Linked DNA regions of Mus musculus: region 1 is linked to region 2. A link is a loop called in an ENCODE intact Hi-C map of the cell type or tissue named here. Cell type or tissue: heart. All regions are shown on one strand. Each heading gives the region's core, and the rest is flanking DNA. Links, peaks and the distances in the headings are about the cores only. Region 1 overlaps Fam189a2 (family with sequence similarity 189, member A2). Region 2 overlaps Fxn (frataxin).

Region 1 (12,571 bases), core at 2,750-10,749, 250 kb after region 2:
TTCTCCTTCCTCTCTTTGCCCTCCTCCCCTCCACACTCAAAGCCTTGCCATAATGCCTTGGGATTCACTGGGTTTGAAAAGAACAGGGTTTGCATGTTCAGGACTGAGGGGCACCCAGAACTAGGATGCAGTTTTATTTCCCCTCTTAGTCTTGGGGATTGAGCCACTCAGCCTATCCCCAGCCTCCTTTTTACCATTTATTTTGAAATAGAATTTCACTGCCTTGCTCCCTTGGCCTTGAAGCTCCTCTGTAGGCCAGGTAGGCTTTGAACTTGTGGTCCTCTAGCCTCAGCCTCTGAAAGTATTGGGATTGTACCAGCTCTGCTAGGCCTGCCTGAACTTACTTTCCAGTGCCTGCTGAAGAATTTGGTTCACCCAAGCTTGCTGGCTGTGCTCTGAATCTATTTCAGAATTCAAGTGGCAGTGATGTCTTTGCACAGAGTCTATTCTAACCCATGACCTTGGTACGTCCTGGTTTATTTGGGTCTTTATTCAGTATTGCTCTATAAGCTTTGTTTTTCTCTCCAACAAATCTTAAGGTTTTTTTTTTCCCCAGATATGTTGTGAGGTTATTGAAACCCCTTACAGACTACATATTTATTCTTGTTTTCAATGACATTTTCTGAAGTTGCTACTATGTAAACAAAATGCCACCTCCAAAGAAGGAAAGGGAGCGTGGCTGGTCCTTTTATCTCAGAAGGCTTCATTGGAAAAGACATCTATCAGTGAGGATCTATTAGAATTAGAAATGTAAATCACATTCTACTTGGCCACTCCTTTCCTAAGACTTTGTCCAACCAGAATAAAAGCACACGTCTTTAAAGATACATTCATAAAACCACGAGTGTTTATGGTTGTATTGTTTGCAAGAGTAGAAAGCTGGGAGTGAACGCCCACGAATATGGAAATGACTGAATGCATTAGGCGCGGCCACACAATGGAAGGTTACACGGCTGTCACTCTGAAATGAATTCCAGCTATTTCAGTGGAGTTGACAAGATTCCAATGAAGTACTTACTCAGATCAGAAAAAAAGCGGATCTGTTACGGTGACATTGTGGGAACCACACCCTTCTGCATATGTGCACACACACACACACACACACACACACACACACAAAACCATTTACATATATAATAACATTTTAGGGAGAAATTTGTACTTACATAAAATACATTAAATGCACTAACTTGTGAGTGTGGAGGAGGAGGGAGGCTGAGGCTGATACAGAAATAGAAAGTGTAGCTTAGATTCATCTTTGTTTTATGGCTTTTGTGTCCCGAGCTGGACGCTTCATCTTAATACTGTTTTAATGGAAGAAAGAGAATGTCCCTGAGAGCCGAACCACAGGACATTCTGAGACAGTGACACAAATAACAAACATCAATGAGTAATTCAAATCATCGTTATTTTCTACCCAAGTGGGCAGTCTGTGTTTTCCTCAAGACCAGGGACAATTTCAGTCTTGTTTTCACACAAAAACAGTTTGCATTTCCTCAGCGAAGTCCAGTCCCAGCATGGTGAGGAGGAGGCAGAGACACACAATGAGGACACACAAGCAGATGTTTGTACGCAAACATGCACGAGCATATGTCCCCACACAGGAGATGCACGCACATGTACATACAACGCATGTTCTCTTGCAAACGTGGGCACGTGTGAGTGTGCTCATATACTCACTGGATATCAGGGCTTTCTGAAGGATCTGTCATCATGGTGGCATCAGTCTTTTGTGGACTTTTGTTTTGTTTTGTTTGAGAACAGGCTGACTTTGTGAGCTTCCTGCCTCAGCATCCTGACCCAGCTCAGTGTTTTTCTCTGATGAGACCCAGGGGTTATTTCTTTTACTTAACATCTCTCAGGAGGCCAGAGTGAGGAGACTTAGCTAAGGTCACATGACTGACTTTTTCCGAAGCTGAGCAGGAGACCTGAACCCTGGGTCTCCTGACCTCCAGTTCCAAAGTAGAGAGTCAACGCAGCCCACATTCTAGGGATGAAGGCAAGCAGAATCCTTTCAGAGTTAATGGAACTGTACAGATAGAGTGAAATAGAAGGAAACCGACATGTGTCTGCGTATACGGGGTTCTGGGTCAAGGTTATCTGAGTGTATTTTGTCCTCTGATAGCATGGTGATATGGGCTGATTCCAACTCTGTTGGTGAGACGGGTCATTGCAGGTGAGCCTGTGTGTTAATCTGAAAACCCTCACCTGCTGTGTAGTTAGTAAACAGTAATTGTGGATGTGTGCGTGGCAGGGATTTGGGCAAGGGAGATGCTCTGGGAAGGACACTCCCCCTCACTGTGCTTGGTGGACACACCCTGCTATAACAGGGGAAGTGTGCTCAAGAGGCCGCAGGGTGTCTTGAGTGAGTGATTATTACTTTAATTCTTCTTTCTGGTGGCTTAGTGAACTGTGCCTTCCAAAAGGTTGTATTTTGGCAACATTCTGGTTCTTCTTTAGCAAGAATTTTAGTGTGTGTGTGGTTTTTTTTTTTTTTTTTTGTTTTTTTGTTTTTTTTTTTTTTTTTTTTGGTTTTTCGAGACAGGGTTTCTCTGTGTAGCCCTGGCTGTCCTGGCACTCACTTTATAGACCAGGCTGGCCTCGAACTCAGAAATCCGCCTGCCTCTGCCTCCAGAATGCTGGGATTAAAGGCGTGCACCACCACGCCCGGCTAGTGTGTTTTTTTTTATTGAAGCATTGTTGTGCAATTCAAGAGCTTTCTCTCTGGACTTCCTCTTTGTGGTGTGAATGATGGGTGACTGTCATTTGTTGATAGTCACGTGACAGGCACTATGCTAGGTGCCATGGATTCAGACAGGACAGGAGCACATGGCAGAGGTGTGGACATGCACCTCTTAAAGGATGACCATTGAGTTTGTGTGTGTGTGTGTGTGTGTGTCTGTCTGTCCATGTATATGCATGTGGGTGCCACCTTGCCTGACTTGGGTGAAACTGAACTCTAGTCCTCTGTAAGAGCAGCAAGTACTCTTAATTGCTGAGATATATCTCCAACGCCCAAATATGGAGTTTTTAAGAGGAAAAAAAGAAGTTGGTATATACAAGGCAGACATGTGGAGTGAAGAGATTATGGAAGGCTTCTTGGAGGAGGTGACAGGTAGGGGCTTGTAGGTGGGTAGGAGTTCTTGGGCAGCTGGGAGGGCCATCGAGAGGGATGGGTATGGGAATAAAGAGGACACGGCACAAAGTCCTGGAATGTGTAGCCTGGATGGCTGAGGAGAGACAGGACAAGGTGCTTGGAAGTGAGGAGTGGTGTGTGTGTGTGGTTACAGGAATCTGGAACCCAGGCTGCAAGCTTTGCCTAGGAGATACCCTCATGGGTTTTGTCTGCCACTTTGGAGTGTACCTGTCCCACGAAGGTACTTGTGTAAATCATAGACTGAATGTGACTGCAGACTGGGTATATGGAACTTGGCTAGAGATACTGATGTTTTTACCGCCACAAATGAAAACATACACAGCTAGTAAATGTGCTTTGTAGTTCTGTAAGATGGCCCAGCGTGGTTTGCCATGGCTTATATAATCTGCAAGAATGGGAGATGTTTCACTAGCATGTTCTGGGCTGATGACACATTTTTCCTCACAGGTGATACTCTCTGGAATCATTGGATTGACGACTTGGAAAAGGCCCATGATACTGCTGGTATGTACAGACCACGTGACACTTCTCTTTACTATGAAGCCCATTGAAGCAAACGGTTGACATTTTTTTTTTAAGCATTCTTGTCTATTGGAAAATAAGTTGCCAGTAGATACTTTAGAAGTAAATGTTCCTAGGCAGGTGGTGGTAGAACACGCCTTTAATCTCAGCATTCAGGAGGCAGAGGCAGGTGAATTTCTTGAGTTTGAGGACAGCATGATCTACAGAGAAACTTACCAGGAGAGTCAGAGAGGGCAACCACAGAGAAACCCTGTCTCAAAAAGCAAAAAGCAAAAACAAAAACAAAAACAAAACCCATAAATAAATAAGCAGCAGATGTCCCTATAATAATAATAATTAATAACAATAATAATAGATGATAATCTTGATAGTTTATGATTTGCTTTAAGCTCTATACATATTACATGTGTACATACATATGTATGTATATGTGTGTATGTGTGTGTGTTTCTAGTTCCAGAATATAATAGGAAAAAACATTTGTTTAGGGCTAAGCAGACAGCTCAGGGGTTAAGAGGGCTTGCTGGGCAAGCAACAACACCCGATTTCCAGCACACAATAAAAGCTGGCCATGGCAATGTGTACCTACAGCCCCATCACTGAGGGGTGGAGATAGGTGGGCCCTGGAACTTAGATAGCCACTGGATCATGCTCAGTAAGAGGTCCTGTTTTAAGTATAAGGTGGAGAATGGTGGAAGAAGACACCTGTCATTCTCCTCTGGTCTCCACATGAGTGTGCACAGATACGCACACACACACATGATCCCCCCTCCACCCCCACACAATGTCTCCTCACTGTGGGTACAAAAGTAGAGGGAACAATATAACTATAATTCACGGTACCTATTCCCCAGCTCTTAACCTAACCTCCTACACACTCTGCATCCTTTTTCTTCTTTGTCACAAGCAAACCACATTTATTAACCACAAACGTATTACTTTTTGTTTCTGAGATTTGCTACATTGTCTTCTTAGCCTGCACATGTTAATTTTCTTAATAATGTAGACGTTATCAGTTTTCTGTGGTAGAGCTGAAATGAATGTTCCAACATGAACCGTTTTCCCGTGTCCAGTGGCAGTGCAAATGACCAGAGCCTTTGTCCTTTTCCTTTCCCTGCTATGGGAGTTTAAGAGATGACAATAGACAGACACATGGAAGTGGAGTCTATGTAACCGCCAAGTTTAAAATAGAGTAGGAAATTTGTTTTGCATTGAAGAGTATGTAACATCTTACACATGGTAGCTTTTCTTCTTACATTTTTTTCATATCTCTTGATATAGGATTTAATTATTCCCAGAATTCATTTTCAAAATTGGTTTTGTTTTATGGGTGGAGGCTAGAAGACAACCTTGGTGTCATCCTTGAGAACTCTGTCTCCTTTGAGACTGTGTCTGTCACTGAGCCTAGAGCTGATGACTTAGGCTACAGTGGCTGGCCAGTGAGAGCCAGGCATCCTCCTGCCTCCCTGTCCCAGCATGTGCCACCATGCTCAGCATCTTTACTAGGGTTCTGCAGACCAAATTCAGGTACTCATGCTTGCATAACGAGCATTTTACTGAGCCATCTCTCCAACCCCAAGAGTCATTTCAGACATACAGGGTAGGAGGTGGCAAGCCCCTTCCAGTTCCATGCCATGGTGAGACAACATGATGCAGAACAGAGGGGTCAGGGTCGCGGGTCCCCACACTGCTTTGAGAATCTTGAGCTCCAACATGCTTTCAACTCTTCAAGTAATATAGGCAGCATTTTGTTACGCCATCGTTTATTGCGTTTGCTGGAATGCCTTTAACATATTGGAAAGGGCAAATCGTGGGTGTAGCATTTAATAGGTTGGAAAGCAGGATAGGAGTGAAGGAGGTGTTGGGTGAACCCATGGCTCATAGCTGAGGCGTGTTTTGCTCAGCTGTTTGGGATTAATGTCTGCAGGAGGAGGGTGGATGGACGGCGTTCTTTGTTTGTATCTGGCTTTGGGGTATTGTTGGCTATTTGGTCAGTACTTTATTAATACTTTATTAAGGTATTAAGGTGAATGAGGATAAGAAAATCTCCTGTTTGTATTCTAAGATTTCCAAGTGACAAAAAGTGGATGGAGTTCAGGAAAGCCCACTTCTGGGACACTCGTGATACACACACACACACACACACACACACACACACACACACACATTTGAGCATTAACAAGTGTAGGTGAAAATTACATTAATAAAAGTAACTTACATAGTTTGTTGTAAAGTTGTACCCATTTTAGGGGCCTTGGCGTGGTCATGAAGACCTGCCTTTGAATATCTAGTAACCACATACAAAAGCTGTGCATGGCTGTGCCTGCCTGTGCCTGCCTATAATCCAACATTGAGGGCCAGATATAGGCAGATCCTGTGAATCCATTGGCCAATACAGCCTCACCAACATGATGAGCTTCTTGTTCACTGAGAGTCCCTGGTCAAGGCATTACGTCAGTGAGTAACAGAGGAAGTCCCCACTGTCCTGCTGTGGCTTCCATATGTACATACATGGATACATGCACTGACATCCACACACGTGCCCCACACATATGTGCCATACGAAGAACATGCAGCATGCATAACACCCAGAAAAGTTATAACCAGCATGTATATACTGTCTCATGTCCCACCTTTTCAGGTCACTGTAAATTAGTATTAGGTAACACTGTTTCTGCATGTGCCACTCATTGTTGCCGAGCAGTCTGCTACTGTATTTCTATCATTAACTTTTGTCATAAGGCCAGGCGTTCGAACTGTGACGTTGTAGTGGCAGAATATTGGATAGAGAGTGTCATTGTGGCAGCTAGTTTTTGTCAATGTGATATAAGCAAGTGGTGCCTGGAAAGAGGGAAATTGAATTGAGAAGATGTGTCCTTCAGATGGTCTGTGGGGTATTTTCTTGATTGATGACTGGTGAGGGAGGGTTAGCTCACTGTGGGCGGTGCCACCCCTGGGGGCAGGTGGTTCTGAGTGCTATAGAAAGCAGGCTTAGTAAGACATGAAGACCAAACCAGTAAGCAATACTCCCTCCTGGGCTTTGCTCTAATCCTGCTTCCAGGTTCCTGCCCTGACTTCCCTCAGTGATAGGGTGTGACCTGAGAGTTGTGAGCTGAGATAAATGCTTTCTTCCTCTAGTTGTTTTCAGTCAGCGTTTTGTCAGAGAAACAAGCGAACTAGACTAGTTGTAAAATATTAATCTAACTTAAAGTAAGTGATATGATTTTATAACTTAAAATAAGGGCTTGCAACTGGGTAAGGCTGAGACTGTCAGCTCATAAGTTAAGTCTCAGTCACTATGCTACATGGGTTTATATGCATCTTAGTAAGACAGCATTATAGCCAGGTGTAGTGATGCATGCCTGTAAAACCAGCATTTAGGAGGCTGAGGCTGACCATGGAGAGTTCAAGGCCAGTCTGTACTACTTAGAAGACCTCTTCTTACGCAACAAAACCAACACAAACAAACGAAGCAGCGGCTGAGAGATGAGAGATGGCTTAGTGTTTCTTGCAGAGGATTCAATTCCCAGGTGGCTCACAGCTGCCAGGAACACCAGCTTCAGAGGATCTGATGTCCTCTTTGTCCTCTGGAGGCACACATGTGCACACACACACACATCTCTCTCTGTCTCTGTCTCCTCTCTCTCTCTCTCTCTCTCTCTCTCCCTCTCCCTCTCTCTCTCTCTCTCTCACACACACACACACACACACCCTGCACCAAATACATTAGTTTAAGAAATGAACACAATGTGTGTAGAAAGAAACTGGCAGTGCCTTTCAGCTGTGCCTGGCTCTTCCTCTGAACCACACAAGTCTGCCTTTTGGAGCTTAGTTTTCCTGCCTTGAGAAGATAACTTCGTAATACAGGCTCAACTCTCCCCTCCCCCTCCCCCCACTTGGGTGTGTATTGCACCCCTCCCTCCCTCCTTTCCTTCCTTTCTGTGTTGCCCAGGTTCCCCTCCCTTGCTTCCTGAGTGTTGGAATGTGCCAGAGGTCAATGTAGGGAAGAGGCCTTGTTGCATTAGAGAAACCAGTGGGGCCTTTTTTTTTTTTTTTTTTCCAAGACAGTCTCAACTTTGAACTCCATGTGTAACTGAGGCTGGCCTTGTTCTCTGCACCCTCCTGTCTCTGAGCCCCAGAACTGGGATTTTAGGGATGCTTCAGTGCACCTGGGGCATTGTTTTGCAGATCTGGGTTTAGCTGTCCAGCTTTGGCACCTCCTGGCTTCACCTCCCCCTTCACATACTGGGCATTGCTTGCCTAGGTCTTTCTTCCCCTAGCCCAGTGCTTGGCTGTGGGTTTCTTTGGCTCTCAGCTCAGCAGCCACAGCCACACCCTGAGGAGGCACTTTCCCTGGCTACCCCAATGACTGCTTCCTGCTTTCCAGAGTGTAGTGACCTAGCCAAGAGCATTGAGGCAGCCTGCTTAGCCTGTGGACTGGCTGCTTAGGGTTCTGTGTGTCTCCCCAGGAGGCTCTTCACTTCCCCTTCCAGCTCTAGGGCCAGTTCACTCTTATGCTTCTGTGGCTGTGTGGAGGAGGCTGGGGCAAGACTGGCCATTGGCCCCCATCCAGCCCCTTGGGAGACCAGCTGTCCTCGTTTCCAGTTATGTCCACACCAGCCTGGAACATGTGAGTGTTCCTTTGTAAGGAGCAGTCCTTTTGTGTGCCCTCTTCTGATTGTGACTGCGATTACTTCAGGTTGTTGATCAGCTTGAACAAAAGAGGGTCAGTTTGTCCCAGTTCCTTCAAACTCACGTTTCCATGGAAACCCAGACCTTCATTCATTGGCTACTATCAGCAGAGCACTCCCATGCCCAGGACAATGATAGTGCTGGAGAATAGGTTTTAAATACTTGTGGTTGTCCTTAGGGTAAAGCATATGCCTGTATGTAGCAGTCTAGAGTAAGTATTTTGCACAAAAGGCTAACATTTTCCATGTTTAAAGTATATTCTTATTTTTCTGCTTCTTATTCCTTTTGGATTTTAACAAAAAGTTTTGAAATTGTTTAAAAAAAAATCAGACTCTGTTCCAGAGATGGCCTCGAAAATTGTCATGTATGGGTACCTCAGTTAGTAAACAGAATTGTCTTAATTACATGCTTTTCCTCGGTAGTGCGTTAGTAAGAATCACCGCCATGAACATCCAGCTGCCCAGTAGAGTTTTGGTTGCTCATGAAGTGGTAGTTGGAACTGATGCTACTTTCTTGTCAGTGTGGAGTAGGTGGGGTGCATGTGACCCGCATACTGGTGTAAAGGAAGCTCTGTCATCAATGTAACAAACAAAGGCTCAGGGCCAGGGTGATGGTTCTAGCCTGATGGCCTGACTCGATCCCCAGGACTCATGGCAGAAGGAAAGAACAGACTCTTACAAGTTGCACTCTGACCTCCAGATGCATGCTGTGGCATGCCCCCAACAAACAAACAAATAAACAAACAAACAAACAAACAAATGTATATCTCGGATTCCATGTAGTTATTTTATTTTATTTGAACAGGTCTCATTATATAACCCTGGTGGCCTTGGAACTCACCATGTAAACTGGATGGCCTTGAACTCACAGAGATCTGCCTGCTTCTGCCTTCTGTGTGCTGGGATTAAAGGCCTGTGCCACTATGCACGGCCGGTTCCATTTGTTCATTCTTACTTGTAGGTGTCCTAAATTATACCTCACAGCGAGGACAAGAAATGGTAACTACGGTGGCTACTTAAAAACGATTCTTTGATTGTGCCAGCTTCATTAGAATGGTTAGAACAAAATGGCTTAACTATACTATACATTCCTCCCTTCATTTACTCTACATAAGGTAGGCCAGGGATCTGGCTCTGTTTCCCAGCACTTAGAGACCCGGGGGCCCTTCATCTGTTGAGAGAATCATGGGAGACTAACATGCTTTGTTTGAGGACTAACCTTCAAGATTGATTAACTAGAGAGTCACGCTTCCTGAGGCCCTGAAGAACTGGAGTCTAAACCAGCACATGCAATTGAGGATTCTCTGCATACAAATGAGATGGGCCGTGGGGCTCTTTGGCCCCATGTAGGCTGCTGCATTCAAAGACATCTTGTGGCTGACCATAACTTGGAATGAGCCCTGATTATTTCACAGTGTATGAGACCTAGATTTAACGCTGACACATTACCACTAATTATTAGGTACCCGTGAGGCAATCTTGTAATTTATGTGTCTGTGAAATAGGTGCCTTGATTCAGAACAATATTTTGCATCCTTCTTACTGTGCCATTAGAGATTTCCAGAACCCTCCCTAGTTATTTTGATGATATTTTAATTTCAGATGGGCATTGTAAGCTCCCTTTGTATAAGTTGTAATTCAGTGACCATACACTCTTCTATCATTTGCTTACTCTTCCTCCCCCCTTCCCTTCCCTTCCCTTCCCTTCCCTTCCCTTCCCTTCCCTTCCCTTCCCTTCCCTTCCCTTCCCTTCCCTTCCCTTCCCCTCCCCTCCCTTCCCTTCCCTTCCCTTCCCCTCCCTTCCTTCTTGTTGTTTTGAGATAGAGCATCATGTATCCCAAGCTGGCCTCGAAGTAGCTATGTAACCAAAGATGGTTTTAAACTTCTCATCCTTCTGCCCCCACTTTCTGGATCCTAGGACTATAGGCATGTGATTCCATGCATGGTTTTCTTTGATGCTGGACATCGAATCTAGTAGGTCCTTTGCGTACTAGGGAAGCATTCTACCAAGTAAGTGAGTTGCAGTCCTAATGCCTCCCTCTGTTTTTTAAGGCATAAGAATGTCTGGATAGCTGGGTATGGTGGTGCTTAAGGATAATCTCAGCTACTTGGTAGGCTGAGGCAAAACATCACAAGTTTGAGGCAGATCTGGGTTAACTTAGATTCCGTCTCCAAAGGAAAAAAAGCTAGATATGTAGCTGAATGGTAGAGTGCTTGTCTGACAGACAGACAGACAGGCAGACGGACAGACAGACAGACAGACAGGCAGACAGACAGACAGGCAGGCAGGCAAACAGACAGACAGACAGACACACTAACCCCCCCCCCCATGTATTCCATTCAGCACTCTGGAGTTGAGGGTCTCTACATTTGTGAGTCCTGTGAGAAGCAGGGCCAGCTCCAGCAATGGAGGCTCTAGGGACACTTACTTCTGAGCGTCAGCAGTCATGGAGGAGGGAGGCTGTGTCCCAGTCACCGACTGGAATGTCGGCTGGGGTGTCCACATAGAACAGCCAGAGTGCCTTATAATCCGTGAGGTGACGGAGACAGCAAAGCTAAGGCTGATTTTCCTGCGTGACCTTCATAGAGGTCCCAGCACTAAGTACCCTTGGCTCCCTCTCAGGTTCCTGTGGATTGTGAGCCACCTGATAGCCTTGCAAGAAATGCCTTCTCTACCTAAGACGCTGAATTAGCTTCTCTTGTTAGCAACATAATTAAGAACTCCAGCATAATATGGCAGTGATTTCTCCCCCTCATGAATCCAATTTAACATATACACACACAACATATATGTACACATAAATATGTAGATCTGTTTTAAAGCACTAGACATTTATGGTAATTCAGTGATGAGCAGGAGGCCCAGGGATGCTGACACTGGACAGTATCATTGTAGGTACCTGGCTTAGATGGGGTAAGCTGGATAAGGGGGTTAAAGGCTTGGATGGTCATAGCAAGAAGTTGTACCATAAAGGTGCCCTAGGGTGCCTGTTGGAACCCTTTAGTAATGAGAATGGATTGCTAGGTATTCTGCATACTCTTGGAGGATCCAGGTCTGTACTGGCTCCCCTAATTTGTTGTGAAAGTCTGGGCGTGGTTGATCACCTCTATGAGACTAAGTCCCATATATTTGGCATCTATCTCTGTCTATAAATATTTTATCTGTCTGTATCTCAAATACACAACTGTGGCATGGTATAATTTACAAAATGACTTTTCAACAGGGGATTGCAATATTTAATCTTCACTGTCAACTTTCTGGGCTCAGAATCACCTAGAAGATTCTGAGGTGCAGCTTTTGATGCCTGTGAGGGTGTTTCCAGAGGACTGATTATGCAGAGAGGACACAGCCTAAATGTGGGGAGCAGCAACTCGACACAAGCTAGAGTCATCTGGGAAGAGGCAATCTCAACTGTGAAAGTTGCCTCAAGTTGGTCTGTAGACAGGCCAGGGCAGGCATTGTCTTGATTAATGATTGATATAGGAGGGTCCAGCCAACCATGGGCAATGACACCCCTGGGCAGGTATTCCTGCATGCTGTGAGAAAGGTGGCTGAAAGTGAGCTGGGGAGCCAGCCAGAGAGAACGTTCCTCATGGTCTCTGTTTCAGCTCCTGCTTTGAGTTGTTGTTGTTGCTGCTGTTGCCGTTGCTGCTGCTGCTGTTCTTCTTCTTCTTTTTAATTCATTTTCCCTCTTATTGAAAATAGATTTTTTCATATAATCCTAATTATGCTTTCCCCTTTTTCTACTCCTCCCAGCTCTTCCCCACCTCTCCTCCCTGTCCTTTTCCATCTCTTATTAGAAAACACATAGGCTAGGGGAATGCCAGGGCCAGGAAGCAGGAGTTAATGGGCTGGTGAGCAGGAGGAGGGGGGGTGAGGGGGATAGGGGGTTTTCAGAGGGGAAATGAGGAAAGGGGATAACATTTGAAATGTAAATAAAGAAAATATCTAATAAAAAATGAAAAAAGAAAACAAATAGACTTTGAGGTGATATTAATAGAATAAAACAAAAATGAACACATCAAAATTGGACAAAAACGAACATAAGGAAAAGGACCCCAGAGAAGGCACAAGAGTCAGAGGGCCACCCATCCATACACCCAGGAATTCCATAAAACACTAAACTAGAAAGCCTCCGAGAACCGGGTGCTTACCGTGCCTCTGTGAGTTCATATGGACTGGGTGCAGACCCGAGTAGCT
Region 2 (12,571 bases), core at 2,815-10,814:
CATCTCCAGCAACATTGCAAGGTTGAAGGGAGCCCAGGCTATAGCCCTGGGCGAGGATCTGGATTTGCAAATCTTCCCTGTGTGTGGCTGAGAGAGACTTCGGAACTGGTTGAAGCATTAGCCCAGCCGCTGTAAGTGAGGGAAGTTTACATGCTGGCCACCAGGTGGCAGGCTAAGCAAGGATCTGCTTAAGCTTTTACCATGGGAGAAATATGTGTCTCCTCCTCGTGTTCTTACCCGTTCCCCTCCTCCACACTCCCAATCCGGGCAGAGGTTAATCCTCTTGAGAGCAATTCATTAATACCAGGAAATGTCATGAAGTGTGCATTTTGGAGTGAGTCATAGGGCTATGTAGGGCAGATGGCTGTCAAAAGGGGGGGGGGGCGGGAATAAAAAGTACTTTCAGATTCATTCTTTTTATTCCTTAGTACGTCACATGTATGTGAAGGTACATGGTTTATCATGACATCTCCCATTAGGTCTATTTCTACTTCTAAGGGTGACCAGGAGACAGCCGTCTTTGCCGTTTTAGTTCCTGCAGGGCAGGGCTGGCTAATCTTCACTGGGCCTAAGCCTGGCCAGCTAGGATTTGTTCTGCTCTGATTGGTTGGTGCGAGGGTCTCCTCTGATTGGTCACCGTTCCTTAGCAATTGCTTAGTAGTTTGTTTTTCTCTCTTGTGGTTTGATCTGTGTTGAAGGCCAGGTTCCCAGCTGAGAGGTGACTGGGTCATGAGGTCCCTGACCTAACTGAAGCATTGATCCAAGGCTGGCGTCGTGACTCTGTGGACCACAGGGGAACAGTGGAGAGTATGGCAGGAGCTGGGGGCTGTGGGAGGTTGGAAGAAGTCATTGGCGGAATGTCTTCAAAGATGCTCCTTATCGGTGGCCTCTTTCCCCTCTTTGCTTCCTGGCTGCCATGAGGAACAGTTTCCCACCATGCCCTTCTGCCATGAGGAACAGTTTCCCACCATACCCTCCTGCCGCTGTGTGCCATGCCTCAACCCTGAAACAACACAGCCAGCCACCCACGGACTGTGTCAGTCTTCCCTTATGTTTTCTCAAATATTTGTCACAGCAAGGAAAGTCTGCATAACACAGTCCCTTCCCCTGATCTTAAATATACCCACACTCCCAAAATGGACTCACGTTGGCTAAAGAACGGCAGTGGGGAGCTGAAAACCTTCCCTGTGTAATCTGCTTGCAGACAGTTCTAAATGCCTTAATGCCCCTGGTAAGCCAGCATAGCAGCTGGCTTATCCCCCCCCCCCCCTCGGCCTTTGTCATTTGGGATGGCTGGAAGTCCTAGGGGAAGCGTCTAATCACTGTAGCCTGGCTGATAGCCGGCACTGAGCTCCGTAGTCTCCACCTTAGCAACCTTACCCTTCACTTCGGCAGATAGTACCATAGGGTGTCTGGTCACTGTCTGTCCATGGGTTCATCCATCCACAAACATAATATCATTCCCGTGTTTGGGCTGAAGCATGTAAAATGTTGACGGAGTCTGAGATTGAGATTGTCTGTTCTTAGGGGCTCAAAATGGTGGAAATGGTGGGGGGACAGCAGGCCCCCTGACATACAAGTCGATGCAGAGGCAGTTCAAAGCAGGAGATAGTCTGTAAGGACTCTGCCAAGTGGAGAGCCCCAGGTAGCCTTCCCAGAGCCACCTGCACAGTCCCGGAGCAAGAGGGGACTTCAGGGAGGATGCTGGAAGACAGCCCAAGCACTGCAAGTCAGGTCTCTCATGGGTGGCTTTCTGCTTGGCTTATTTTGGTTTTGGAACACACAACTGTTTAATTAATATCCACTCCTGGATCTCTCCAAAGACTGGGGATCAGAGAGTAAATTGAGAACGCAGTGGTTAGGAGAGCTGTCCCTGGTGTGGTCACCTAGCTGTAGAAGGTGACAGGTACAGGTGTGGAGCCCTTGAGGAGGCCAGGCAGATGTTGGGAGCCAAGCCAGAGTGATGCAACTTGTGCAGGCCCAGGCTGGTTAGGAAGGAGAGCAGACCTGGAAGTCACATCTGGAGAGTTAGTCCTTGGCATTCATTTGCGCTGGACCTTCAGGCCTCGCCACGGGTGGAACACCCAGGGGGACATTTATTGCCTGGGTAAGTCAGAGGTGACTGATTTCACTGAGTGTTAGCCTATAGCTAGCAGCAGAAAACTGTGGAATTGGGTAGAGAGCCATGTGTTTGGGAGAAGTTAACATTGAATGTGTATACAGGGTTTCAGTTTTTACAATGTGGGGGTATTTCTGAATGGCTCTAGAGTAACAATATGAATGGACTCAATACTACTCCACTGTGTAACTTAGTTAGTTACAGGCAAATTTAATGTTTTTTTTTCCCAAAGATAAAAGAGAGAAAATATATAAACTAGCAGCCGAGAATGAAGGTTCCAGAGGGGGAACGGGTTGCCTACAAGAAAAACTGCTTTTGAGCCCAAACGGCCCTGCTTTTCAGCAACTCTACTGGTTGCTAATATTTTGCTTTGTTTTTTGCCACCATGAACCTCTTTGGCAAAACTGAGATAGTGAGTCCTACCTCCACACTGTGGTCTAGTTGAAAACAGTTACCTTGTCCAGACACAGATCCAGGCACACACTGGGCTCTAAGTCAGAGGTTCTCAACCTGTGGCTTGTGACCCCTTTGGCAAACCTCTATCTCCAAATATACATTATGATTCATAACGGTAGAAAAATTACAGTTATGAAGTAGTAACAAAAAGTGTTATGATTGAAGGTCACCACAACATTAGGAACTGTGTTGTACTAGAAAGGTTACAAACCCCTGGCCTAAATAAAGAGAGATTAGTATGTCTGTAGAAGGTCTGTCTGGGTTTGTTCTGCCTGAATGCCCACATCTCCATCAGGAACTTTTGTGGGGTTGGTTTGTGTCGCTTGTTTTTGTCGTTGTTGTTGTTGTTGCTATCTTGTTTCATTTTTTGATAGGGTTTCACGTTGCCCAGGCTGGCCTCAACTAGGATGTAGCCAAGGATGGCCTTGAGTTTCTGATCTTCTACCACCTGAGCCCTGGGATTACGAAGCCTGACCCCTGTGGGGAGGGAACCCAGAGCCTTGTGTGTCATAGGCAAGGATTCTCCCAGGGGAGCCTCAGCATCAGACCTATCTCTTCCTTGGCAAACAGAGGCACAAATATTACAAGGTTGTTACCTTCCTGAATTACCTAATGAAACCCTATCTCAGAGAGAGAGAGAGAGAGAGAGAGAGAGAGAGAGAGAGAGAAGAGAGCACTACTGTCCCCTCCCGTGTCTATTGGTTACATTATTATCCATCCCAGCCTCTAGTTTATATAAATGGTTGGCTGTGTTTCTAAGAGTGTGCTGTGAGAATCCGTCCAAGTCTCCTGATTGGATTGGCCCTCTGCAGAGTGCACAGAAAGGCGGGGGTGCATCTGGGCAACAAGAGGCTCCCACCTGCTTTCCAGAAGCAATACCCGGCCCCTTTAAAGTGTGCTTAGTGCCTAGCCTTTGTTTCATATTCTGCATTCTAAGGAGACTAAAGCCCTCAGAGTGAAGGGCTCCTTTGTGGGGTGCTTTCAAATTTAAATGTTCATTTATTGGGTAAAAATGGACTGGCCAGTCTTTTGAGAGTGCAAGGCTTTTTAGAGGGAACTAAAGCTGTATGGAGTCTGGAGCACTCGCTGGATGTCTGGGAAGGGTCTGGAACTAACACAGGTAGGCCTGGGCCGCTCCGTCCGCTCTTCTAAGACAAACGAGAAAGGGCATGGATTACTTTCTTCTCCTTTTCTGTTTTGCGTTCTGTGGTGCAGCCTGCTGGCCTCAAACTCACCATCCCCCACCTTAGCCTCCCAAATCCTGACCTTACAGATTTTGCCACCACAATCACTTTCTTTCCGTGTTTTCGTGATGGACTCAGGTCTGACACTTGGACAGACGCTGTTAGAGTTTAGTCTGCGTTAGTACGTGTTGCGGTTGGCTAGCGGTCCTGTTTACCATGGCTGAGATCTCAGGCAAGACTTAACTTGTCTTGGCGACCACACAGGCAGAGAGAAAGCGCTATGAGCTTCAGGCATTCATCGTATGCTATTACGATTCATTCACTCGTGGTGGCTGCAGAGATGGCTCCGTGGTTAAACGCTTGCTACTTTATCATGAGAACCAGAGCCTGGATCCCAGCAGCCATATCACATCAGGTGGCTTATAGATGCCTGTAACTCCGGCCCTGCAGCTGTCCTGTGTGTCTCTGGCCTCTAAGGGCATTCATGCACATACACGTGAACAGAAACACGTGCATAAATAAACGTAAAACAAACCTCTGACCCTAAGAGTAACGTTCTTACCATACAAGCTCCTGTTTTTGAGCATTAAAGTTTGTTTGGTTTTGGTGCCAAGAATTGAACATGGGGTTTCCCAAAGCCAGAACACACTGCCAGTGGGCTGTATCCCCAGCCCCCTTTTCTTAATGGTGTCTGTTATATCCTTGGATACATGAAAGGCATTGAGATATGAGCATGTATATGAACGCGAGTGTGTATGTGCATACGTGTGTGTGTGTGTGTGTGTTTGTGTGTGTGTGTGTTTGTGTATCCAAACATAGGAGCTTGTATGGTAAAAACATTACTCTCAGGGTCAGAATGGGTCAGAAACGTATTTTATTTTTATTTATGTTTATATATTTACGTGTGTGTGTGTGTGTGTGTGTGTGTATCACAGTACTAACTAATCTATTTTTTCACACTTCCTGCCACCTGACCCCCTAGGATGGCGTGCTCACCATTAAGCTGGGCGGGGATCTAGGGACCTACGTGATCAACAAGCAGACCCCAAACAAGCAAATCTGGCTGTCTTCTCCTTCCAGGTATGTTCAGAAGTCAAAATCCATAAGGGGTAAACTCATCTGGAATGCGGTGTTGGGGACCGTTTGAGAGGGAGTCAGTCACTGGCTTTGCCGTGACTTTACGGCTGTCTGCCTCGGCAGGGAGGCTGGCTTGTAGTTGAACCCTTCTCCTCATTGATACCCGGGTTGCTATGCAACTCAGGCATCAGGATGTTGACAAGACCTGAAGCAGAAGGAACTGTTCAGAGCCTGGCCCAGACTGGTTTTCTCCAGTATATCATTCCCCAGAAGAGAAAAACCACTGGCTTGCCTTTGAAAATGATACTTTTGCCAGACACAGTCTTAACATAGCTATAGTCCCAGCACTCAAGAAGTAGAGGCAAGAATTCAAGGCCTGCCTTGGCTACATAGCCAGTTCAAAGGCTAGTCTGAGCTATCATGTAAGACCCTATAGCAAAAGCAAATAAGCAAATCTGGTCCATATAGTGCGTTCCAGGATAGCCAGGGCTATCCATAAGCCACTTTTGTTAGGTACAGTGGCACATACCTGCGATTAAAAATAATAATCATTCATTCATTCATTCATTCATTAAAAAGCTACTTTGAGGGAACTAGAGAGATGGCTCAGTTTGCTCTAGAAATCCTGAGTTCATTTCCCAGCAGCTACTTAGTGGCTCACAACCATCTCTGATGGGATCTGATGCCCTCTTCTGGTCTGTCTGAAGAGAGCGATAGTGTACTCACATACATACAATAAATAAATAGATCTTTAAAAAAAAAAAAAGCTACTTTGAAGGCTGAGGGCATATCTCAGTGGGAGAGTGCTTATCCAGTAATCTATAAGCCCTGGATTCAGTTTCCAAAATGGAAAGGTAGGAAGGAGAAAGAGGGAGGAATTTTTTATATTGTAGTATCTGAGAAAACTTGCACTTTGTCCTCAAAGTAAGTTAAACTTTAACTCCTGGCCTACTTTGAAGGTCTCTGTAACTCTGCTGGCAGAGCTGGGCTCTGACTCTGTCACAACGGGACGGGACGGTGATTTTTATCAGCAGCCCCAGGGCCCCCAGCCTCATGCCTGCCTGCCCCGTGGCAATGCCTGCAGTTGAAGGAGCAGCAGGATGCACTGCAGTCAGACCCTGTCTCAGAACTAAGGACTTACTGATAAGTATACAGCTGCTGCCTCAGTGGTCTGGGAACAGCCTAGCGATGCCCACAGGGAGCCTTCACACTAACCTCCCTGAGGCTCAACAGCAGTACTGAAGGAGACATTTTGAAGGAGCCGTGGGAAATCTCAGCTAGAAGCAGTGTGGAATTCTTTGGAAGCCTAATGGTATTGGCAGTTTTTAAAAGGTGCCAAGGTGTGGCTCAGTGGCAAAGAACTTGCCTAGCATGTGAGAGAAGGCCCTGGGTTGGAATACCACCACAACAAACACACAGCAAACAAAATGGTTACCACTCAGGCTGGAGAGATGGCTTAAGAGCCCTTCTGCTCCAGCACAAGGGCTAGAGTTCAAATCCTGGCATCCGTGTCAGGGTAGTCACTTACAAGAAACTCCAAGGAAACTCTTTTTAAACCCGTAATTGGAGCTGGAGAGATGGCTCAGTGGTTAAGAGCACTCACCAACTCCTCTTCCAGAGGACCCAGGTTCAATTCCCAGCACCCACATAGCACCTCACAACTATCTGTAATTCCAGGTCCAGGAGATCTGACACCCTCACACAGATAAATATGCAAACAAAACACCAATGCATATAAAACAAATACATTTAAAACCTGTAATTTTAGGTGCTAGAGAGATGGCTGAGTGGTTAAGAGCGCTGACTGCACTTCCAAAGGTCCTGAGGTCAATCCCCAGCAACCACATGGTGGCCCACGACCATCTATAAAGGGATCTGATGCCCTCCTCTGGTCTGCAGGTATACTTGCAGACAGAGCACTCATATATCAAAACAACATAAAAGCAGTTAATTTAAAAACCAGATTATCTGTTTTAAAAACTAATGTATATGAGAGGCTTGGGGGGGCGTCTCATAAGTAACCCCGCTTCATCACAATTACGTCATAAAGGGGGACGGGCCTTTATATGTCTGTGGGTGTGGATATGGATGTGGTTGAGTGTCCATACCTACAGTAGCCAGCAGAGGGAGCCAGATCTTCTGGAGCTGTAGTCACAAGCAGTTGTAAGCAGCCCAGGGTAGTGAAAGACATCAAACCAGTCCTGCGGAAGAGCAGCAAGCGTCCTTAACCACTGAGCCCTCTCTCCATCACCCCGGAAGTAATATCATATTTATCCAGACTGTCTTTCACAGGGCCATGATTATAACTTCTTATTTCAGAAGAAAACCTTTGAGGTCCTGTGGAGACAGAATTTCCTGGCCCCCTTGCCATAGAATGTGGGGGACGCCTGGGCCCCAGAATCTGGGCGCAGAACCCTGGACAATGTGGAGGGGTCTTGAGTTGTTCCAACTCTACCTGAGAGCAGGGCTGTGGTGCAGGATCAAAGAACATTCTTTGGTTTCTCCTGGTTTTGTTTTGCTTTCATGTGACCGGGGTACTTTGTGTTCAGAGAGGTTTCTGCTCTTGTAACGGAAGCCCTGCCTGTCCATTTGCCCTTTTCTCTGTATGTCCAGCATTTGATTGGCAGTATTAAAAGCCCTCGTGTATCTATACCTACACAAGATACTTCCCATCTCTTCCCTCTACCCTGCCTTCCCACCACACCTCAGTCTCCTCATGGTTTTGTGATGCTGGAGATCTAACAATGCGGTCACCACGCTGGGACCGCTCAAGCACTGTGCTGCTAAGCTGTGTCCCCACTCTTCTAGTGTGGGGTTCTTCGAAAGTTCCCTCGAGTGTTCTCAGTGGTGAACTCTCAGGGTTCATTGTCTGTTACTGTGTCCACTGTTCTCCAGGCCATGAGGAGCTAGAACGTGAGACAAGGGTCTTATACATCTGGAATAACAAATCATGGCCAACACCAGCTACCGATTTGTCCGCAGTACCGTGTATTAGTCAGCTTCACATCGCTACCCTGAATACCTGAGACAAGTTACCGATAAAAGGGAAAGGTTTCTTTATCTCGTGGTTTTCAAGGTTCAGGGTCCAAGACTGAGGAATGCAAGGGACGGCTACTTTAGCCTCTTATACAATGGTGTACCCTGATGGGAGAATGTGTAGGAACAATGTCCCATCTTAGGATGGGAAGCAGAGAAAGATCAGACAGGTCCCCCATTTCCTTTTGTGGACACATCGCAATGACCCCAGGAAGTCACTCCTCTTAAAGGTAGCAAAAGGAGGTAGTATAAAACCGCATCCCAAATGCTTTCTCCTCTCACCTGAAGAGTGGGGTAGATGCAGCAACAGAACGGGAAGGAAGGGGACACACTGATAGAGCTCTCAATTTCACAGCTTTAATTTTCAATAAAGAAAACTACTTTTAGCTAGAAATTATGGAGCAAGCCAGTAATCCCAACACTTGAGCGATAAAGGCAAGAAAATCAAGAGTTCAGGGTTATCCTTGGCTATAGAAGGAATTGGAGGCTAGCTGAGGCTATGGGAGACCCTGTCGAAAGAAGAAAGTTTTGTTTTGTTGGTTTTTTGAGGCAGGGTCTTAACTTGTGTGCTGGCTGGTTTTGTGTGTCAACTTGACACAGGCTGGAGTTATCACAGAGAAAGGAGCCTTCCTTGAGGAAATGCCTCCATGAGATCCAGCTGTGAGGCATTTTCTCAATTAGTGATCAAGGGGGAAGGGCCTAGCCCATTGTGGTTGGTGCCATCCCTGGGATGGTAGTCTTGGGTTCTGTAAGAGAGCAGGCTGAGCAAACCAGGGGAAGCAAGCCAGTAAAGAACATCCCTCCATGGCCTCTGCATCAGCTTCTGCTTCCTGACCTGCTTGAGTTCCAGTCCTGACTTCCTTTGGTGATGAACAGCAGTATGGAAGTGTAAGCTGAATAAACCCTTTCCTCCCCAACTTGCTTTTTGGTCATGATGTTTGTGCAGGAATACAAACCCTCACTAAGACACCTTGGATCCCTGGCTGGCTTGGAATTTGCTGGAGAGACCAAGCCAGCTTCTGTCCACTAATCGCTGGAATTAAAGGCCTGTACCACCATGCCCAGCAAAGTTTTTAATAATAGCACAGGTGGTAGCCAAGGCTGGAAGAGGCAAGGTAGCTGATTAGTAGGTATTAGGGCTTCTTTCAGGGTAATAGGGGTGTTTCGGATGTAGACAGAGTTAGTGGCGACACAGTAGTGTAGGTTGGGCATTGATCAGCACATCCGTGGTACAAAATTAGCATCACTTCCCAAACCTGGCTGTAAGATAGCATCTGTCCTAGGAAAAAAAGCGATGGAATGAATGTGCTGCAGAGAGTTTCACGGGGGCGGGGCTGTGGAGTGTTCCAGAGGACAGACTGCACAGTCAGTCGCCCTCAGGAAGGTGCTGAGGAAAGCAAAGGCTCGCCTCACTGCGTGTCACGCAAAGCCGCACTTGGTCTCTGGGTACCGGCAGCTCTGGATTCCGTTAGCTCTTCACTGAAAGGAGGAGGCATTTGTTTTTGGTTCACGGTGTCAGAGACTTTAGTTGCCGTTGCCTTTGGGCCTACAGTGAGACAGACCATGGCCAGGGAGATTTGATGGAGGGAAACAGGACGGACTCCCCATCGCCCATCCAAGGCACACTGCCAGTGACCTAACACACCACGTCTAGGCCTTACCAGATCAAGTTCCCACCCCCTGCAGTAGGGTCATGAGCTAGATCGTGAGCTTCTAACCACAGCTGCCGTGGGACTTTTAAGATTCAGTCCAGCCAAATGTGGTTGCTGATAATCCCAGCACTTAGGCTGAAACAGAAGAGTGCTACAAATTGAAGGGTAGCCTTGGCTACACAAGTGAGGTCCAGGCTACCTGTCCGGGGATACAGATAGGAATCTATCTTCAAAGACAGATCGATAAGCTGGGCAGTGGTGGCCATACGCTTTTAGTTCCAGCACTCAAGAGGCAGAGACAGGTGGAACTCTGAGTTCAAGACCGCCTAGTCTACAGATACAGTTCAAAGACAGCCAGAGCTACACAGGGAAATCCTATCTTGAAAAACAACACAAAAGTAGATAGATAGATAAATAGATAGATGGATGGATAGATAGATAGATGCATGTATGCATGCATACATACATACATACTCACACACACAGATTGATTTAGTCCAAACACAGTGGCTCTCCTGAAGAGGATCCTCACTAACTTACCATGAATTTGTTTTGTCTCGCAGCGGCCCCAAGCGCTATGACTGGACCGGGAAGAACTGGGTGTACTCTCATGACGGCGTGTCTCTGCATGAGCTGCTGGCCAGGGAGCTGACTAAAGCTTTAAACACCAAACTGGACTTGTCTTCATTGGCCTATTCTGGAAAAGGCACTTGACTGCCAGCCAGATTCCAAGACATTAAACACTGTCAGGTGAAGACCCCCAGCCTCCTCCTGTAGCTGAATGTCTGCCTTCCCATACCTGCTCCTGAAGATAGTCACACCGTGTGTGACAGCTCTGTGAAAAAAGTGTGTTCCCTCCCACCCTGTCCCCGGACCTGGCTCTTCATTTCTACAGACATTTGTTAGGATTATGTCATTTGCTCCCCAACCTGAGACCTCTGGTCTCTTAGAAAGTCTTATATGCTGGGCAGTGGTGGCGCACGCCTTTAATCCCAGCACTCGGGAGGCAGAGGCAGGCGGATTTCTGAGTTCGAGGCCAGCCTGGTCTACAGAGTGAGTTCCAGGACAGCCAGGACTACACAGAGAAACCCTGTCTCGAAAAAAAAAAAAAAAAAAGAAAGAAAGAAAGTCTTACACCACAAGTGTGTCCATGATATAACAGCCTCAAAATGTCTTACACTGTGTGTGCTAATAACCTACACCATGTGTGCTAATAACCTCCTGAAAAGGAAAAAGGCTCAGAGGGAGACATGAGTCGTTCCCACTCTTCCATTGTCTCTGAAAAGATACTCTAAAAGTAACTTCTAAATGTACCCAAGACTCCAAGTATGTACACTTCTGAGTCCTGAGCAGCAAAGAGTCAAAAGAAACCATCTTAAAATGCCCTTTCGTGCTTTGTCACCTACACTCGGTACCCAGGACCTGGTGCTATTAACTCTGTGCCTTCATAGTGGGGGTCATTTACACAGTTGGCAGCTACGACATGGACCTGAGATGTCTGAAAATTTTGAAAATTGAGCTGGGCATGGTGGGGCATGCCTTTAATCCCAGCAATCAGGTGGCAGAGGCATGCAGATATCTCGGTGAGTTTGAGGCCAGCCTGGTCTATAAATCCAGGAGAGTCAGGCCAATTACACAGAGAAACCCTGTCTAAGGAAAATACGAAGAAAATTTGAGCTGGAGAGATCACTTAGTCCACACAAGCATGAAGACTCAAGTTTGATCCTAGGCGTCCACGTTTAAAGCCCAGGCATATTCTTCACTCGGAAAGTGGAGATGAGGGGCTTGCAGCCTCAGCAGTAAGCCTGGGGTCTCTGAGAAACACTATTTCAAAGAAGGAAACTTGCCTGGCTTCAGTTGACCTGTCCTACACATATGTGCACATGCACTAGTATAGACATAAACATGCACACAAATTCACACATGTTAAATAAATGCAGAAATAACTACAGGCAAGGAGGACAGACAAAAATCCCTACCATAAACCAAAGAACTAAACAGTGTCATGGAGCCGAGGTCTCGGTTATCCATGAGAGAGATGTCTGTACTGGTACAGAGAGCCCGGCCCTTCATTTCCAATCTACTCAGGGAGAGGGTAGAATATAGCTGATACCTGACATCCAGTGGAGTGGACCTATCAGGCCATCCACAAAGCTCTCCTTGTTCCCACTGGGTAGGTGGAAGAAATGGTATTGTTCTTGCTACTGCTCTGTTAGAATTTCAGATGAATTCCTAGGGAGCTAGCAGCTGCCCCTTGCTCTCTCTGCTGAATCCGGAGCACCATTGCCCTGCCTTAAGTGTGACAGGCTGCGCTTTGTACTGGAAGCAACACAGCTCCAGAACACCCACACGGAGCAACTCTAAACTCGGGTTTGTTTCGGGTTCAGTTCGTTTCTAACTGAAGGAAAATTGAGAGCAGGGACTCTAGCCCAGTGTGAAGGCTTGCCTAGCATGCAGAAGGGCCCTAAAGTTCCATCCCCACACTACAAAGGGCTGAGAGATTTGTCAGTGACAACTCTTATGCAAATGCCCAGCAGAGGCTATGCAGGGTGAACTGAACACATTACATCATAGACAAAACAATGGAACAGTGTAAACAGGCTAAGTGACTATTTAAGATATTTCCTTCTTCACAATTTTTTTTTTAGTCTGGTGGAAATTTTTGAGTGGTGTAAGTCGGTGCTAGAGAGATAATAAATAGGACCATGTGTGGACATGCCTATGGGTGTCCCTTTGTCTTCTTATGAAAGACACACACACACCCCACACCCCGCTTGACCCTTATCAGACCTTCAGAATGTGCACAGGGCGCGTTCTGAATGTGTATGGACGTTAGGGAGTCAGATGTTATGGGCTCCTCCTGGACCAGTTTTTGGACTTCTTAACTTTCACTTTATGTATTTCTCTGACTGGGTTTCAAGGCAGCCTCGATCACACTTAAGAGAGAGTATGAACACTGTGTTGTGTGAGTCAAGTCATTCTGAACTCCAGGCATGGGGATGCTCTTCTGTAGTCCTGGCACTTTGAACTCCAAGGCTCAAAGGTAA

Evidence for each region. A loop is a pair of places that touch in the nucleus more often than their neighbours do. Peaks named below come from ENCODE experiments on the same cell type or tissue, not always from the same donor. Only the 100,000 strongest peaks of a DNase experiment are listed, where the experiment ranks them.
Region 1: it touches region 2 in a loop (3-fold over the local background); 2 of 42 quality-filtered maps call a loop at or near these places.

What each region holds. Positions count from the first base shown.
Region 1 is chr19:24,012,696-24,025,266 of GRCm38, reverse strand. It overlaps Fam189a2 (family with sequence similarity 189, member A2), which reads left to right. Exons shown (of 11, transcript NM_001114174.1): 2 at 3,605-3,661. Among named protein-coding and RNA genes, the nearest start is that of Fam189a2, 12 kb to the left of the region's middle. In heart, for the core only: no CTCF peak of the experiment used is centred there; DNase peaks (open chromatin) are centred at 7,216, 7,636 and 8,186; H3K27ac peaks cover 2,294 bases.
Region 2 is chr19:24,259,570-24,272,140 of GRCm38, reverse strand. It overlaps Fxn (frataxin), which reads left to right. Exons shown (of 5, transcript NM_008044.3): 4 at 4,742-4,839; 5 at 10,088-12,571. The coding sequence ends at 10,238. Among named protein-coding and RNA genes, the nearest start is that of Fxn, 15 kb to the left of the region's middle. In heart, for the core only: CTCF peaks have their summits at 6,728 (motif pointing left) and 6,950 (motif pointing right); a DNase peak (open chromatin) is centred at 6,960.